Regions from separate parts of the Homo sapiens genome. Here region 2 is linked to region 1. A link is an interaction called in ENCODE POLR2A ChIA-PET data of the cell type or tissue named here. Cell type or tissue: endothelial cell of umbilical vein. All regions are shown on one strand. Each heading gives the region's core, and the rest is flanking DNA. Links, peaks and the distances in the headings are about the cores only. Region 1 overlaps BTBD7 (BTB domain containing 7). Region 2 overlaps UBR7 (ubiquitin protein ligase E3 component n-recognin 7).

Region 1 (5,354 bases), core at 1-5,000:
TTTTTACTGAATTTCTTGAGAACGTTGTGCTTAACTGACACTATATTACTTGTAGATACATCTGTGCAGCCATCAGTGGTTCTGACATGTAGAACATTTTCATCACCCCCTAAAAGAAGTTCCATTAGCAGTCACTCACCTCAATTCCCCAATCCTAGGCAACTACTAATCTAATTTCTACCTCTATTATTTTGGACATTTTATATAAATGGGATCATATAATAATGTGGGCTTTTGTGACTGGCTTCTTTCACTTTAGCATGATGTTTTCAAGGTCCATCCACATTGTAGCATTTATCAGTACTACTTTATTCCTCTTTATTTGCTGTATAATATTTCATTGTATGGATATACCACATTGTATTTGATTTATTCATTCATCCATCCATCCATTGATGGACATTTGGGTTGTTTCCACTTTTTGGTTATTATGAATAATGCTGTTACAAACATTTGTACAAGTTGTGTAGACATGTACTTCCACTTCTCTTAAGTATATGCCTAGGAGCAAAATGTATCTTTTTTTTTTTTTTTTTGAGATGGAGTTTTGCTCTTGTTGCCCAGGATGGAGTACAATGGTGTGATCTCGGCTCACTGCAACCTCTGCCTCCCGGGTTCAAGCAATTCTCCTGCCTCAGCCTCCCGAGTAGCTGGGATTACAGGCATCTGCCACCATGCCCAGCTAATTTTTTTGTATTTTTAGTAGAGATAGGGTTTCACCATGTTGGCCAGGCTGGTCTCGAACTCATGACTTCAGGTGATCTACCCACCTTGGCCTCCCCAAAGTGCTAGGATTACAGGTGCAAGCCACCATGCCCAGTCTTTTTTTTTTTAATTTTTTTTAAAAAATAGAGACAGTCTCACTCTGTCACTCAGGCTGAAGTGTGGTGGCACAATCATAGCTCACTGTAGCTTCAAACTCCTGGGCTCAAGTGATCCTCCCGAATAACTGGGACTACAGTATGCACCACTGTGCCCAGCTAATTTATTTTTATTTTTTCTGTTGAGGTCTTGGTGTGTTATAAAGGTTGGTCTTGAACTCTTGGCCTCAAGTGATCCTCCCACTTTGGCCTCTCAGAGTTTAAGGATTACAGGTGTGAGCCACCATACTGGGCATAACATGTATTTTTAATTATTGTTCCCTTTTTCCACTCCCCACTATAAGGTAAACTATATAAGGTCAGGGTTTTTCTTTTATTCACTGTTGTATCTCCAGTGCCTAGAACTGTGTCTGGCAAATATAGTAGGTGCTTAACAAATTTTGCTGAATCTATGAATGAAATAGTAAAAACGTTTGCTTGCTCTGACACAGTAATTGAGCAGAGATGGAGGGACAGTTCATATTCAAGATGGTAAAGTGATCATAATATTGCTGTGGCAAACTGAGAAAATGCCCATGTAACATAGACAATTGTAATTTGATCCTTAGTACTAGATTAAATCTGGGCAGAGTAAGCAAAGTGGGTCAGGGAAAAAAAACGTGAGATGAGGCAGGACATGTAGGCAGTCACCAAGTCATGCACATTCCTGTGAAAAGGCTAAGAGTCCTGTAGTTAAGAAATCTGTTTAACTTTGTTTAATTCATCCTTTCCAAACTTAATCACAGAAACCTTCATAAGAAAGAGTGCAGTGGTACGATCTCAGCTCATTGCAACCTTTGCCTCTTGGGTTCAAGCGATTACCCTGCCTCAGCCTCCCGAGCGGCTAAGATTACAGCCATGTGCCACCACACCCAACTAATTTTTTATTTTTAGTAGAGATGGGGCTTCACTATGTTGGCCAGGCTGGTCTCGAACTCCTGACCTTAAGTGATCTGCCTGCCTCAGCCTCCCAAAGTGCTGGGATTATAGGCGTGAGCCACTGCGCCCGGCCGGAATATACTTTCAATCATATCATAGTAGTCAACCTTTGCACTGAGCTAATGTTGATACTTTTTTTTTTTTTTAAGAGAAACAGGGTTTGGTATGTCGCCCAGGCTGGAGTGCAGTGGTTAATCCTAAGTGCAATTATTGTGCACTACAGCACTCAGCCTCCCAAGTAGCTGAGACTACAGAGGCACACACTACCACACCCAGCTAATCTTGATACATTAGGAAAGAAAACAACGGTGGAGAAAAAAAGAACATAACATAAAGTGATAATTGATTTTTTACTTATTTAAATTTTGAATTCAGAAACAGCAAAAGGTACTATGCCAAAAAGACAACATAGCAGGCCTAAGACTGCTATCTTTAGAAAGGCCTGCATGCAAAGATGGCCCTTGGCAGGTCTCTGGGAAATTGGATTTTGGGAGTGTTCCCATAATTCCCTGACTATTTAATAAGGGTGATTTACTATGCCTAAACTGTTTGTGCAAACAATATGGTTTATGCTGAATATCTGCTTTCCTTCTGGGAGCTTGGAATTTGGTACAAGCTAGACAGAGGGTGCCTATGTGATTATACCCCAATAAACACCCTGGGCAGTGAGTCTCTTATAAGCTTCCCTGGAAGACAACATTTCACAAGGATTGTAACAAGTCAATGCATCCTACGCGGCTTCACTGGGATAAGACTCTTGAAGCTTGTGCCTGGTTTCCTCTGGACGTTGCCCCATGGGCATTTTCGCTTTGTATTTTTTTTGCTGTAGTAACTCTTAGCTGAGTCATACTATATGTTGAGTTCTGTGCTTCCTCCTCACCAAACCTGGGGGTGATCTTGCGGATTCAAAATACAGGCACAAAACGGGATATGATAAAATGTCTTTCTCTACTGTCCTCCCAAAATGACATTATATTGTTTTGGGATAAATATTCAGCTGGTAATCAAGAATAAAGCTATTTTTAAAAATCTGCAAGGAAATTACCATAAAGATCAGAATAGCAGTAACCTTTAAAAGGAGGAAGAAAGTGGTTATGATTGGGAAGAGGCATGAGGGGGGCTTTTGGAATACTTACAGTGCTCTATTTCATGGCCAGAGTGATGTCAGCTTTAAAATAATGTTTTTTTAAGTTAGATTTATTTAATGTACTTTGTATGTGTATTACTTCACAATAAAATGTTTTGTTGGAGCTACTACAAATTTGAAAGTTTCAGCTGAACCCTTGAAATTAAATCCATTTCCTAAAGAAAAGGATCTAGAAGAATGAATGAAAAGCTAAGTGTTGAGTCATAGGAAATGCTGATGATTTGGGGGCTGGAAAAGAAAGAGAACTGAGTAAAGGAGAGTATAAAAACACAAATCAGACTGGGTAGTGACCAGGATAGCCTGCATGTAAGAAGTGGCACTTGAATGAGGTTTACATCAAACTGAGAAATCATCCCTTTCCTATATGCTACCAGAAAGTTTGGGATACACTTCAATTTCCATACTCACTCTGTAAGAGCAATGAATTAAAATTTCCATGTCCTCAAACAGACTAAGTTCTTGGAGTACTGGGACTGTGTCTTATTTCAGTAACTATATAGTCCAAAGACCTTAAAGAGTGCCTGGCTCATAACGAACCCTTAATAAATGAGGTGCAAGCTAGATGCGGGGGCTCACGCCTGTAAACCCAGCACTTCAGGAGGCCGAGGTGGGCAGATTGCTTCAGCCCAGGAGTTTGAGATCAGCCTGGGCAACAGGCTGTTACAAAAAAACAGAAAAATTCGCCAAGTGTGATAGTGTGTGCCTGCAGTCTCAGCTACTCCGGAGGCTGAGATGAGGGATCACTTGAGTCCAGGCATTTGAGGTTACAGTGAGCAGTGAGCCATGACTGCACCACTGCACTACAGCCTGGACAACAGAATGAGACACTGTCTCTAACAATAACAACAACCAAAACCAAAAAACAACAGACAAAATCTGCTCTGGTCCTTGCAGGATGTTAAACTATGGAGAAATATAGGCAAGGAGATTTCAATACAGAGACCAGCTTAACAATTAATAGATATCACAACAGCCAAGATGTGGAAACAACCTAAATATCCATTGACAGATGAATGAATAAAGAAAATGTAGTAAATACATAAATGGAATACTATTTGGCCTCAGAGAAGAAGGAAATATGGTGACAACATGGATGAACCTTGAAGACATTATGCTAAGTAAAATAAGCCAGTCACAGAAAGACAAATACTACATAATTCCACTTATATGAGGTCTTTATCTAGGCCTGGTCATTACCCAGAATGATAAGTGAGTATCTAAAATAATCAAATTCATAGAATCGAAGAGTGAAAGGGGAGTTGTCAGGGGCTGGGGGGAAATGCAGACTTATTAATCAACGGGCATACAGTTTCAGTTAAGCAAAATGAGTAAGCTCTAGAGATCTACTGTACAACACTGTACCTATAGTCAACAATAATGTATTGTATACTTAAAAATTTGTTGAAAGGGTAGATCTCATATTGTGTTCTTACCAAAAAAAATAAAAATGAATAGGACAACACATATGAGAGACAACATTAAGCACTAGGAAATGAGGCAAGAAAGGAAGACTTGAGAGTTGAATAACAGAGAACAAGAAAGAAAGGGGCAAAGATGATGCCATTGTCCAACTAGGTAGAACTGATAAAGAAAATAAAAATGGAACGGCCAGAGAGATAGAGGAAAACTAGAAAAATGTGGTCTCAATAGAATTCAAAAGAGGAAACTGAACTGCAAGTGAAAACTTGGAGAGAACAGATGTTTTACAATTCTTTTTTAGAAGTATGGCTGCAAAAAGGTTCAGAGAAATGAGGCAGTAGCAGAGAGGCAGGAAGTCTGAAAAGGTAAGTGTGAGAGGGAGGGGAAGATATTAAAACAAATGAGTAAGTGGACAGAATGATGTAGGAAAGCTGCAATTTTCAACTGGGGTGATTGTTCTCCCCTTCCACCCTCCCTAACCCCCACACTTGACAATGTCTGGAGACATTTCAAATTGCCACAACTGGACAGGGGAAAGGGGAAGGATACTATTTGCCTCTAACAGGTAGAAGCCAAGGATGCTGCTAAACATTTCACAAGGCACAGGACAGTCCTCCACAACAAAGAATTACCTGGCCCCAAATGTCAAGAGTGCCAAGGTTGAGAAGCCCTGTAATAGAGTGTAAGGAATACAGAAAAGAAAGATTAATCAAAGAAGTCAGGCTTTGGCAAGAACATTCAGAGAGGAGGAAGACTTTTTTGGTTCTCTGTCTACTGACCTGATTGAGAATTACAGCAGAATTACAGCTAGAAGTAGCTTTCAGATTTTTCATTTGAAAAGTCTACTGAAGTATAATGACATTCCAACTTCTCCAACAAACACATGAACACAATGTGCATGCCTTACATCATTATCCACCATGTGACTACTGGACACAGATAAACCACTTTTTTTTTTGAGGTAACAGTCAAGGTTTAAAATATGGGAT
Region 2 (5,382 bases), core at 254-5,253, 89 kb before region 1:
AAGTATTTATTCACTAGCGTTTCTACTCTGCACGTTAGCTGTGACCATTTGAGGATATCCAGAAACCAAAAGCTGCACAGTCTCATTTGTGTGTTGTTAGGTCTCCTCCTACAGTATCCTTGCTAGAGATATTTCCTTTTACTTACGGGCTTTCTGTGGCTAATGTTTGTAATCCAGGGTAGGGACAGATCCTTCATTTTGCAACTTGCAAGTATCCTATTTATTAGCATTTTGTTAAGTGTAAATTCCCGTGCCATTTAGCCAAGTACATTAGAATTTTGAGCTGCAGTCATTTCAGGATGTGTTCAGCCTCTGCATCCTGAATCTGTTAGGGGTTTGGATTCCTCACTGGTTGAGCAGCAGTATTACTGTTGGTGCTTATGAAACTGGTGTATCAGCTACTGGTCTGAGAAAATTATTCCAAGTTAGCATTATTCCAAGTTGCTCTTTTGAGTATGGTAGCCACACTTACTAGGGAATGAGAGGGAAGTTTTCACTTTATACCCCTCTTTCTTACTTTCTCTTTATCTCTTTCCCTTTTTGCTCGAATTCATTCACGTGCTCTATTTTTCTTTCTCTTTCCTTCACTTTCCTTGTCTCACTGTCCTTCTTTCTTAACAATAAGCATGTGTTACCTCAGTAAAAAATAAACATGCTGGGTGTCATGGCTCACACCTGTAATCCCAGCATTCTGGGAGGAAGCGGGAGGATCACTTGAGCTCAGAAGTTTGAGACCAGCATGGATAATATAGTGAGACCTCGTATCTACACAAAATTTAAAAATTAGCCAGGCGTAGGCTGGGCACGGTGGCTCACGCCTGTAATCCCAGCACTTTGGGAGGCCGAGGCAGGCGGATCATGAGGTCAGGAGATCGAGACCATCCTGGCTAACACGGTGAAACCCCGTCTCTACTAAAAATACAAAAAAAAATTAGCCGGGCTTGGTGGCGGGCGCCTGTAGTCCCAGCTACTCGGGAGGCTGAGGCAGGAGAATGGTGTTAACCCGGGAGGCAGAGCTTGCAGTGAGCCGAGATCGTGCCACTGCACTCCAGCCTGGGTGACAGAGCGACACTCCATCTCAAAAAAAAAAAAAAAAAAAAATAGAAAATGGAGATGTTATCATTAACATAATTCTTAACAGTATCATTTGACTTGTTTGTGAATGCTATGACCTCGGATTGCGATTCTGTTACTTAGTTCTCTTTCATAATCTTTGCTTTTCAAAAACAGGTTGTTAAGAGAGAGGACATTCAGCAGTTCTTTGAAGAGTTTCAGTCAAAAAAGAGAAGAAGAGTGGATGGGATGCAGTATTACTGCAGCTAGAGTGGAGTATGAAGCTTTCTCATTCAAGCCAATGAAAATGCGCTTCCCATTCTTGGAATAAAAGAGGTGTGGTTCACATTTGGCCCCCTTTCCGTCCTCCTCTGTTTGGAGAGGCCTCGCGCTCCCTTCATTCTCTTTAGCTGCAGTAGCCACCGTGTGGATGCTGACTTCACAGCCAGCGTCCTCTGTGACTCAGCTGATGCAGCTCATTCCACAGACTTCTCCAGTGTACTCCTACTCCAGTGCACCCAGGGTTATTTGCATAGTTTTTAAGTTTGATTTTGTTTTGAGAAAGCAAATTGGTGTCTTGTTTAATGATCTGTTATTTCACTCCCAGATGTGTGTGTTTTGCCACAGAGCTGTTGCCTTCCAGAACCTCCTCCGCAGGCATCACGGAAGGCTCTCTTCCCGTCACCTAGAACCTCTACAGGTCCCCTCGCCCCTATGATCGTGGTGCCTTGGGTCAAAGCTTCCTCAAGCCTGGTCTGCTCCTTCTTTCACGTCCCTGTTTTCTGAGGTTTGGTCATAGCTTAGAAAGGATCTTGGGGCTTGTTTTCTCTAGGCCCAACCTCCAGAGTAGCCAGGACTGATGGTTTTCTGGTCTGGATGTCTGTCACAGGCGGAGAGATTAACAGATGACAGGGTTGAGGAAGCAAGCCTTTGTTATGAATTTTACTAATACAGTTCAAGTGAAATTTTCGTTCATGATTCTATTGGCACTAGAATTAGAATTTCAGTACTGTAGTGCTCACAGGGCTTCCTGGAGAACATTTGCCCGTATACTAGTCCCTTCTCTGCTGCCTAGAAAACAGACCGGGTCTCACCCCTGTGAAATCTTGGTGGTTTACGAAGTCCTCTGGATTTCTTGATATTATCAGGGATATTCATAAGCATATATCAAAAATGGACCTATTTTGATATTCTGTTATGAAAATGTTATTAGAACCCCAATAAATTATTATTTTTCCCCCTTGAATCTGCTAAAGAAAACAGATCCTGACTTAGCTTACTTGAAATAAGCAGGGCAGGGAGCCCTGTTTTGGAAGAGACAGACTGTGGAAGAGATTACAAACAAGGCCCGAGGCTGCACGAATGATGAGTTTTGTGTATATAATGTTAATGTCCACCGCCACTTCCCTAACGACTATGAGATCTTTTTTTTGAAGATCCTCATGGAAGGTTGTACAGAGCCCCACATTTGAGGGGAAGTCCTTTCAGTTGATATGAGATCTCTTTAACACCCCTCAGTCTATGTAGGAAATGCCTTGTGATACATAGAGAACCCTCAGCTTCTCTCTGCCTCTGGAGGACCAAGGTCTTTCCTGACAGTCGGAGACACACCTTGATGTATGTTAATAAAAGCATTTCAGGCTGTGGGGCCACCATGTATATTAATACTCCTTATGTGTCCAGCATCTGTGTATTCATTCGAGTGCCCAATCCCTGGATGAGATGAACTAGGCCTTATAAAAAGTCAAAGCCTCAAAGAAATGGCACAACCATGTTCTTCGGCACTCAGGCTCCTAATTGCAGATCCTCACGAAGGGTGGTATGTGGAGCTGGAAGGTCTTGTGGCCACAGGACATGCTGGTGAGCCCTGAGCTGGCCTTGTGCAGAGGGCTCCGTTCAAAGGCTCGGGGTGTCTTTGAGGTTGTTTATCAAGCTGGGGAACTCTTCCAAGTCTGACAATGTTTCGAACCCTTTTTGCAAGGTTGCACTATTAGTATACCATCATGTCCGGAAAACTTTTAATCTTCTCAAATATCTGATGTAACTACCAGAAAGTCCCTTACTTCCTATGACCAATCAGGACCAAGTCTTGGAGGTGATGTGTTACATTACGTGCAGCACAATAGTACCGATCAGTTAACTCAGCGCTGAAGGGCTTGTTTTATGAAAGGTACTATTCCTTCTTTCACATTAACTGGAAACCTCTTTTTTTACCTGTTGTTCACAACTAGTTTTCTTATTGACTGTATTGGACTGTCTCTTCTTGTAGAGACTGATTTTGGCCAACATATTAATGCATGTTTTATGCAAAACACAAATATGATATTAGTTGCTTTTAAGGAGTTCTGGCATTGTATGTGCATTTTTGTAGAAATTGTTACTGGACTTATAATTACATACTTAACTCTGATCAGGTTTCTGTAAAATTTAAATAAAACCAATACAAAATAGTTGCTTTTCAGATTGTTTTTAGTATATTTAAGTCTACACAGCCTCCCTCTGCAGGTTTTAAGAAAATGCAGGCAGGGCGCGGTGGCTCACGCCTGTAATCCCAGCACTTTGAGAGGCCGAGGCAGGCAGATCACGAGGTCAGGAGATCGAGACCATCCTGGCTAACATGGTGAAACCCCATCTCTAATAAAAATACAAAGAATTAGCTGGGTGTGGTGGCGGGCGACTGTAGTCCCAGCTACTCGGGAGGCTGAGGCAGGAGAATGGCGTGAACCCGGGAGGCAGAGCTTGCAGTGAGCCGAGATCACGCCACTGCCCTCCAGCCTGGGCGACAGAGCGAGACTGTCTCAAAAAAAAAAAAAAAAGAAAAAATGCATAGAGCCGGGCATGGAGGTTCACGCCTGTAGTCCCAGCTACTTGGGAGGCTGATGCAGGAGGATTGCTTGAGCCCAGGAGTTGGAGGCTATAGAGTGCCGTGGTTGCACCTGTGAATAGCCAGCCACTCACTGCACTCCAGCCTGGGCAACAGAGTGAGACCTCATCCTTCAAAAGAAACGTAATGGTGTATTCTAACAGCTCTTCCTGCCCTGAGGTCCTGCCCTCAAAGCAGAGGGACTGGTTCACGACATTGGGTAGCTCATTATTCTGCTGTTCTGTAAAATGCAGCCTGATCCCAGGTCCCCCGAGCAGAGCTCCTTCATCCCCCCGACTTCACCATACCCCCTGGGGTCTAATAATTGGGGTCTAGATGAACAGCAGAACAAAGCAATGGGCTGGGCTGTGACCAGTCACAGTGTTCAGGTACTGCTGCATGCAGAGGGAGAGAGGGCTGGAGCCCACATCCTGAGGAAAATGTGAGGTCCACCCTACACAGTAGCCATTATTTCTAAGTAAATATAAAAGCAACCCAAAAAGCCAGTATAGTGGCCCATCTTTGGCCTCCCCACAACTCCTGCTACCTTGGATGTGGACTTACGGTCATCACCCATGGTAAGTTCAGAGGCCAGATTGCAGAGGGCAGGGTGTGGGCTGCAAGAAGAGGCCACAGTTGGCACTACTGTGAGGGGACAAGGAGAGGGCGCGGCTGCAGAAGGCCAGTCCAGGGAGTTGCTTGTTGAAGTTCAGAGACACTTGGGCCAACGCACATTCTTAAGGTGGAGCCATTGCTGAGAGTGGACCGCAGGTGATGTTGGAGCTGTTAGAAGATGGGATAGGATGGGACAGAAGGACCACCAGACCTGGTGGTGGGGGATGCGGGTGAGGGTGTTGGAATGAGGCCTCAAAATCGAGGGAGTTCCATAGGCAGCCTCCATTTCCCTGGGAGGTGGGAGGGGAGGAGTGAGCTGGAGCATGGCTCAGGTAAGAGGAGGTGGGGGGAAGGAGTGCGCTGGAGGGCGGCTCAGGTGAGAGGAGGGGGCGGAAAGTGGCCCCGAGGAGAACACGTTAAGGCTGACCCGCAGGACTCAGGCACACCGAGCCACGGGAGGCTGGGGACCACAGGTACCACGGGGGCGTGGCTGTCTTCAGTCTCCCAAAGCTGAAGATGGACACACTGTTTATGGGTTGAGTTGGGCGGGGAGGATGGGTCGCAGCTGGGCATGGTGAGACGGCTGCCACCTATGGAAGCTGGGCCATCCTGGCAGGGGAGCAAGGAGGCCAGAGTTCCAGAGGAGGACCAGGGAGAGGCTCTGGACAGGAGGCGATCCGGCCTGAGAGCGGGCAGTGAGGTTAGCATTTCAAAGATGGAGATATTCTGGGGACAGGGGAGAGCTGTGCCATGGACAGGTAGCTGGAGACGGTCTAGGCAGCTACCAGGATGACACCAGGGATTGGAGGGAGAGGATGTTAGGTTGGAGCCAAAGCCTTCAGGATACGAAA

The links. ChIA-PET counts read pairs that join two places held together with the same protein. Peaks named below come from ENCODE experiments on the same cell type or tissue, not always from the same donor. Only the 100,000 strongest peaks of a DNase experiment are listed, where the experiment ranks them.
Region 2: POLR2A ChIA-PET joins it to region 1 with 6 read pairs; 2 of 35 experiments call an interaction of 5 or more read pairs at or near these places.

What each region holds. Positions count from the first base shown.
Region 1 is chr14:93,315,433-93,320,786 of GRCh38, forward strand. All of the region lies in intron 1 of BTBD7 (BTB domain containing 7), which reads right to left. Among named protein-coding and RNA genes, the nearest start is that of BTBD7, 15 kb to the right of the region's middle. In endothelial cell of umbilical vein, for the core only: no CTCF peak of the experiment used is centred there; DNase peaks (open chromatin) are centred at 2,639 and 3,179; H3K27ac peaks cover 1,927 bases.
Region 2 is chr14:93,225,713-93,231,094 of GRCh38, forward strand. It overlaps UBR7 (ubiquitin protein ligase E3 component n-recognin 7), which reads left to right. Exons shown (of 11, transcript NM_175748.4): 11 at 1,231-3,503. The coding sequence ends at 1,323. Among named protein-coding and RNA genes, the nearest start is that of UBR7, 21 kb to the left of the region's middle. In endothelial cell of umbilical vein, for the core only: no CTCF peak of the experiment used is centred there; no DNase peak of the experiment used is centred there.